Regions from separate parts of the Homo sapiens genome. Here region 1 is linked to region 2. The links are chromatin contacts, found by Hi-C or POLR2A ChIA-PET in ENCODE. All regions are on one chromosome and are shown on one strand. The core of a region is the stretch at or near the end of the contact, and the rest is flanking DNA. Distances in the headings are between cores, read along the strand shown. Region 1 holds the start of REXO1 (RNA exonuclease 1 homolog). Region 2 holds the start of BTBD2 (BTB domain containing 2).

The links. A loop is a pair of places that touch in the nucleus more often than their neighbours do. ChIA-PET counts read pairs that join two places held with the same protein, here RNA polymerase II (POLR2A). Pooled maps may share reads with other maps.
Region 1: a loop to region 2 is called in a pooled map, with 3 times the contacts of the local background. The contact joins the promoter of REXO1 here to the promoter of BTBD2 in region 2. A Hi-C loop is called at or near these places in 1 of 50 pooled maps. POLR2A ChIA-PET finds 5 or more read pairs at or near these places in 4 of 52 experiments (AG04450, CD4-positive, alpha-beta T cell, CD8-positive, alpha-beta T cell and 1 more).

The regions. Positions count from the first base shown.
Region 1 is chr19:1,846,831-1,849,865 of GRCh38, reverse strand. REXO1 (RNA exonuclease 1 homolog) reads left to right here and starts at 1,383. Exons shown (of 16, transcript NM_020695.4): 1 at 1,383-1,664. The coding sequence starts at 1,508. RefSeq lists enhancers at 916-995, 1,016-1,165 and a silencer at 1,186-1,655.
Region 2 is chr19:2,014,241-2,017,372 of GRCh38, reverse strand. BTBD2 (BTB domain containing 2) reads left to right here and starts at 1,659. Exons shown (of 9, transcript NM_017797.4): 1 at 1,659-2,076. The coding sequence starts at 1,670. It overlaps LOC107985278 (a long non-coding RNA gene), which reads left to right. Exons shown (of 4, transcript XR_001753845.2): 3 at 73-190; 4 at 279-1,028. RefSeq lists silencers at 1,853-2,002, 2,013-2,062.

The DNA.
Region 1 (3,035 bases), core at 134-2,633, 170 kb after region 2:
TGGTGCAATCTTGGCTCACTGCAACCTCCGCTTCCCAGGTTCAAGTGATTCTCCTGCTTCAGCCTCCCAAGTAGTTGGGACTACAGGCGCCCGCCACCACGCCCAGCTAATTTTTGTATTTTTAATAGAGGTGGGGTTTCGCCATCTTGGCCAGGCTGGTCTCAAACTCCTGACCTCGGTTGATCTTCCCTCCTCGGCCTCCCAAAGAGCTGGGATTACAGGCGTGAGCCATCGCGCCCAGCTAATTTTTGTATTTTTAGTAGGACAGGGTTTTGCCATATTGGCCAAGCTGGTCTTGAAATCCTGGGCTCAAGTGATCCACCCGCCTCAGCCTCCCAGAGTGTTGGGATTACAGACATGAGCCACTGTGCCCGACCTAAGACTTTGCTTTCTATTCTTTTTGGGTGTATACCCAGGAATAGAGTTGCTCATAGGGTAATTCTGTTTAACTTTTTCCATCTCTACACAAAATACAAAAAATTAGCCAGGCATGATGGTGCACACCTGTGGTTTTAGCTACTCGGGAGGCTGAGGTGGGAGAATCACCTGAGCCAGGGAAGTCGAGGCTGCAGTGAGCCGTGATCGCACCACTGCTCTCCAGCCTGGGTGACAGAGCAAGACCCTGTCTCTTAAAAACAAACTTTTTGGGTTTTTTGTTTTACATAGCAGTGGCACTATTTTACAATCCCACCAAAATGCACCAGGTTAAACTTCCCATTAAGACGTGGGCCTACTCCACCAGACTACAGAGTTGCCCCATCCCAGCCTTGTTCCTCGTTTGTCTGTTAAAATGCACCCTCTAGCTGGTATACAGTAGGCGCTCAATATTTGTTGAACAAATGAGTGAACGTGGACCTGGTCATTAGACTGATGACAAGAGTCGAGGTTGGGGAGATTAAGGCGTTTCTTGAGAGCCAGCTGTATACCAGGGCGAGGGGATTTTTAAAGACTGTGAACGGAGTAATTCAACCATGAGTTTCACCTGGCCCAGGTTTAAGGCCACCTCCCCGCAGAACTCTCCTCGTCCAGCAGAGGGCGCCTTAAGGTGATATGCTAACGAAAGGAAATAATATGCAAATGAGTAATAGCGGGCCCCGCGGGGCTTTTTTGGTCAGGCGCGCCGTGGACAGCCCTGGCGCCGCAGGGGCCTGGGGCTCAAGATGGCGCCGCTACAGCCGCCGAAGGTCGGGCGGCGGCGCTGGCGAGGCTCCCGGAGACCGCAGGCAGGGCAGCCCCTGCCCTCCTTACTTCCTCCCGCGGCCGTCTGTCCCGGCCCAGGGGTCCGTCACCAGCCTTGGTCGCGCAGGAGCAGGCGTTTCTGAGCAGGCGCGCTGCGGGCAGCCCCTCCCGGGGTCCCTTGCGGCGGCGTCCCGAGGGCCTCCGGGGGCCTCGGAGCAAGATGGCGGCGGCGGGGTCCGTGAGGCGCGGGCGGCGGCGACCGCGGCGCCAGTGAGGGGGCCCTGGGGCCCGGGCGGCTCCGGGCCGGGGCCCCGCCGCGGGACGGACCATGCTACGCTCCACTGGCTTCTTCCGGGCCATTGACTGCCCCTATTGGTCTGGGGCGCCCGGGGGGCCCTGCCGGCGGCCCTACTGCCACTTCCGGCACCGCGGGGCCCGGGGCTCCGGCGCGCCCGGTGACGGCGGAGAGGCGCCCCCCGCAGCAGGTAATGCCCGCCCGCCTGCTTGCCTTGGGCTCGGCTCCCCTGCCCGGGTCTGGACCCCACCCCGGTCCCGCCCGGGGTCCCCGTTCTCGGCCCAGCCTCCTCCCCACACGTTCGCGGGCGACGGTTTTCCCAGTCGGGACCGGAACCACCCACCCTGGGACCCGGTGCAAAGCACTAGATGTCCCTAAGCCTTCGTCTTCACGAGTGTGAAATGTCAACTAGGAGGACGCGTCCTGCCAGGGCTGTCTAGAGGGCGGAGTGCGAGCGCATGTTGAGTACCGGGCACCGGGCCTGACACAAGGGGGCTCGGGAGACGGGCGCGGCCGGCGCTAGGCAGGTCCTGGACTCCTCCTGCCCCTGATTGGCGCCCGCCGCTTCCCGGACCCCATGTGCTTGTGGCCGCCCTTGTTTATTTCCATGACGTTTCCTCCGGCCGCGCCTCTGGCAGCGGCCACCTCAGTCTCCAGTCGTTGAGTTAGGATGGTCCGAGGATCGTCTCTTGTGTTTGTCGAGCCCTGTGTCCAGCATGACTGGCAGGGAGGAAGTCAAAGCTTACTCGAGTGGGCTCCGAGGAATTCCATGCTTTTGGTCGGGCAGAGGACGTTGGTGGACTCCACCTCACAGCGTCATGGTGGTTTTCATCGTCATGGCAGCGTTTCTTGGAGGAGATGTGGGATTTGGATTGGAGAAAAAGAGGGACATCGCAAGGAAAGTCGTGGAGGGAGGGTTATCGAGTGTGATGTCATTCAGACTCCCCTGTTACCTCTGTCCCTTGATAGTGGCTCTCTGCTTCACCCAGCCCCTGACTTCCTTCGTCCCAGATTTCCTCATTGGGCGTGAGTTTCAAGCACTGTTTTTACTTTAACCATGAAACAGTCTCAGCTCAGAACCTTTTCCTGCAAAAGAGAAACATCTTCTCTAGGATTTAAGAATAGGTTTATTTTCCTGTTTTGCCAGAAAAGGTAGCATTTTTTTCTGATTTCCCTGATAAGTGTGCTTGGGACACCTGCACCTGTGGGCGGTTGTTTGCAGGTGGACAGATGCAAGCAATCACTTGTCAGCTCCCCACAGCCCAGCGTCTTCGCTGTGTTTGAGGCGGGGGATTCAGAGCTGCGTACGATGCCGGCTGTGCTCTCAGGGACCTGCCGACAGCTGTGCCTACAGATCCCGTAGCATAGGTCGTGATGTCCTGGGAGCACGCAGCCGGCTTTGGCGGGGGCTGGGAGTTGGTGAAGAAGGCAACGCGTGGGAGAGGCTTCTCGGAGGCTGTGACACCAGACTCACGATGCTCATTTTAACCCTATTTTTAGAGACAGGGTCTCACTCTATAGTCCAGGCTGGAGTGCAGTGGTGCGATCACAGCTCTTTGAG
Region 2 (3,132 bases), core at 410-2,909:
AGCATTATCACTTGGGTTTTTTTAATACCCTATTTTCTTTTTCTTCTTTGTTTTTTTTTTTTTTCGAGACAGGATCTTGCTCTGTTGCCCAGGCTGGAGGGCAGTGGTGGAGTCATAGCTCATCAAAAGCTCAACCTTCCAGGCTCAAGTGATGCTTCCGTCTCAGCCTTCTGAGTAGCTGGGACAACAGGTGCGTACCACCACGCCTAGTTTTTTTTTTGTTTTGTTTTGTTTGTTTGTTTGTTTGTTTGAGACGGAGTTTTGTTCTTGTTGTTCAGGCTGGAGTGCAATGGCGCGGTCTCGGCTCACTGCAACCTCCGCCTCCCAGGTTCAAGTGATTCTCCTGCCTCAGCCTCCCGAGTAGCTGGGATTACAGGCACCCGCCACCAAGCCTGGCTAATTTTCGTATTTTTAGTAGAGATGGGGTTTCACCATGATGGGGTTTCACCAGGATGGTCTCGATCTCCCGACCTGGTGATCCGCCCGCCTCGGCCTCCCAAAGTGCTGGGATTACAGACGTGAGCCACCGCGCCTGGCTAATTTTTGTATTTTTTGTAGAGACAGGGTTTTGCCATGTTGCCCAGGCTGGTCTCCAACTCTTGACCTTAGGTGATGCACCCCCCGCCTTGGCCTCCTGAAGTGCTGGGATTACAGGCGTGAGCCACTGCGCCCGACCTGGTTCCTCAATCTTTGTGGCATTTGTCTACCTTGACATTATGTATGTAGTAAGCGTTTTGGGGGAGTCCCAGCTCCGTCCACACTGACCACCCCCCACACCTGGCCTGGAGAGGGTGCTGGGCGTCTGCTGAGTGTCAGTGCACGTGGCCTGCATCCTGCTCGCTCATCCGCAGCTTCCCGGCCTCAGGCTATGTCTCTGTACAGCGGAGCCTGCGCCACGGAGCAGGCCCGCCACCTGGGTCCGGGGTCTGGGGTCTGGAGTTTGCGCTTGGTCTTTGGGTTGGGGGTTCCGGGTCTGAGGTATGGGATCTGGAATCCGGAGTCTGAAGTCTGGGGTTCAGAGTCTGGGATCTAGGATTCAAGGTCTGAGGCCTGGGATCCCGGACTGAGGTCTGTGCTCCAGGGTTTAGGATTCCCGGTCTGGAGTCTGGGGCCTGGTGCCTGGACCCCAAATTCTGGACCTCGGTCTGGAGTCTGGGCTTCAGGTCAGGATGCTTAGGGAGTGGAGCAAGAGGTCTTCCACCAGCTCCTCCCCTCTACAGGCCCCTCCTACTCTTCCCTCTCCTCCCCGTCCCCTCCCCTGCAACAGCCTCCCCCATTCACCTCCCTTCTCCCCTCCCTCCTCCCCTCCCACCTCCCCTCCTTTCCCCTCCCTCTCCTCCCCTCCCTCCTTCCCCCTCCTTTCCCCTCCCTCTCCTCCCCTCCCTCCTTCCCCCTCCTTTCCCCTCCCTCTCCTCCCCTCCCTCCTTCCCCCTCCTTTCCCCTCCCTCTCCTCCCCTCCCTCCTTCCCCCTCCTTTCCCCTCCCTCTCCTCCCCTCCCTCCTTCCCGCTTCCCCTCCCCTCCCTCCTCCCCTCCTTTCCCCTCCCTCCTCTTTTCCCCTCCCCTCCCTCCTCCCCCTCCTCCCCCTACTCTCCTCCTTTCCCCTCCCTCCTTCCCTCCTCCCCTCCCTCCTTCCCTCCTCCCCTCCCCCGCCCACGCCGCAGCCACAAAATGGCGGCGGGTGGGAGCGGCGGGCGTGCGTCGTGCCCGCCGGGGGTCGGGGTCGGCCCGGGCACGGGGGGCAGTCCCGGGCCCAGCGCCAACGCCGCCGCCACCCCGGCCCCCGGCAACGCGGCCGCCGCCGCCGCCGCCGCCGCCGCCGCCGCCGCCGCCCCTGGGCCGACGCCGCCCGCCCCGCCGGGCCCCGGGACAGACGCGCAGGCCGCGGGCGCGGAGCGGGCGGAGGAGGCGGCGGGCCCGGGGGCGGCGGCGCTGCAGCGCGAGGCCGCGTACAACTGGCAGGCCAGCAAGCCCACCGTGCAGGAGCGCTTCGCCTTCCTCTTCAACAACGAGGTGCTGTGCGACGTGCACTTCCTGGTGGGCAAGGGGCTCAGCTCGCAGCGCATCCCCGCGCACAGGTGGGCGCCCCGACCCCGCCAGCCCTGGCCCCGACCCACCCAGCCTGCTGCCCGGGCCCTGCACCTGAGGCCCTGCACCCCTCTGTCCCCGAGACCCCCGCACCCCTCCATCCCCGAGCCCTGCACCCCTCTGTCCCCGGGACCCCTGCACCCCTGCATCCTCAGGCTCCGAACCCAACTCGGCCTGCACCCCGGGGCCTGCACCTGAGGCCCTGCACCCCTCTGTCCCTGGGACCCCTGCACCCCTCCGGTCCTGAAACCGACCCGGCCTGCACCCCGGGGCCTGCACCCTTCCATCCCTAGACTCCACCCAGTTCCCTGGGCTCTGCACCCCTCTGTCCCTGCCTCTGCACCTCTCTGTCCCCAGACCCCACCAGGCCTGCACTCTGGGCCTCTGCACCCCTCCATCCCCAGGCCCCCCTGGATCCTCCACCTCTGGCTTGCGCCCCCAGCCTGTTCCCCGGGATCCCAGGCCCTGTACCCCTGGGACCCCTGCTCTCCTCCGTCCCTGGACCCACCCAGCCTGCACTCCGGTACCCTCCGTTCCTGGGACCCTCCAACTCGGCCTGCACTTGGAGCCCCTGGGCCCCTCCATCCTCAAACCCCACCCAGCCCGCACCCCAGAACCCTGAATACCCCATCCTCAGGGCCCTCCACCCCCCGCCTGCACCCTAGGACCCTCCATTCTTCCATCCCCAGGACGCTCCATCCCTGGACCTCACCCCTCCCTGCACCCCAGGTCCCCAGACACCTCTGCCCCCAGATCCCTGGGCCCCTCCACCTCCGGCTGGAACCCCTGCCTACACCCCAGGCCCCTCCATCCCTGGACCCCACCTGGCCTGCATCCCTGGGTCCCCTCCATGCCCTGGCCCTGCACCCCCACCCACCACCCCTGGGACTCCTGTGACCCTCCAACCCTGGGACGTGTACCCCTATCTGCTCCTCCATTCCCAGGACCCCAACCCACTGTTTCTAGGACCCATGACCCCACATGCCACACCCCTCCATCCCTATACCCGGGGATCCTCAGGACCCCTCCATCCCCAGGCCCTGCAC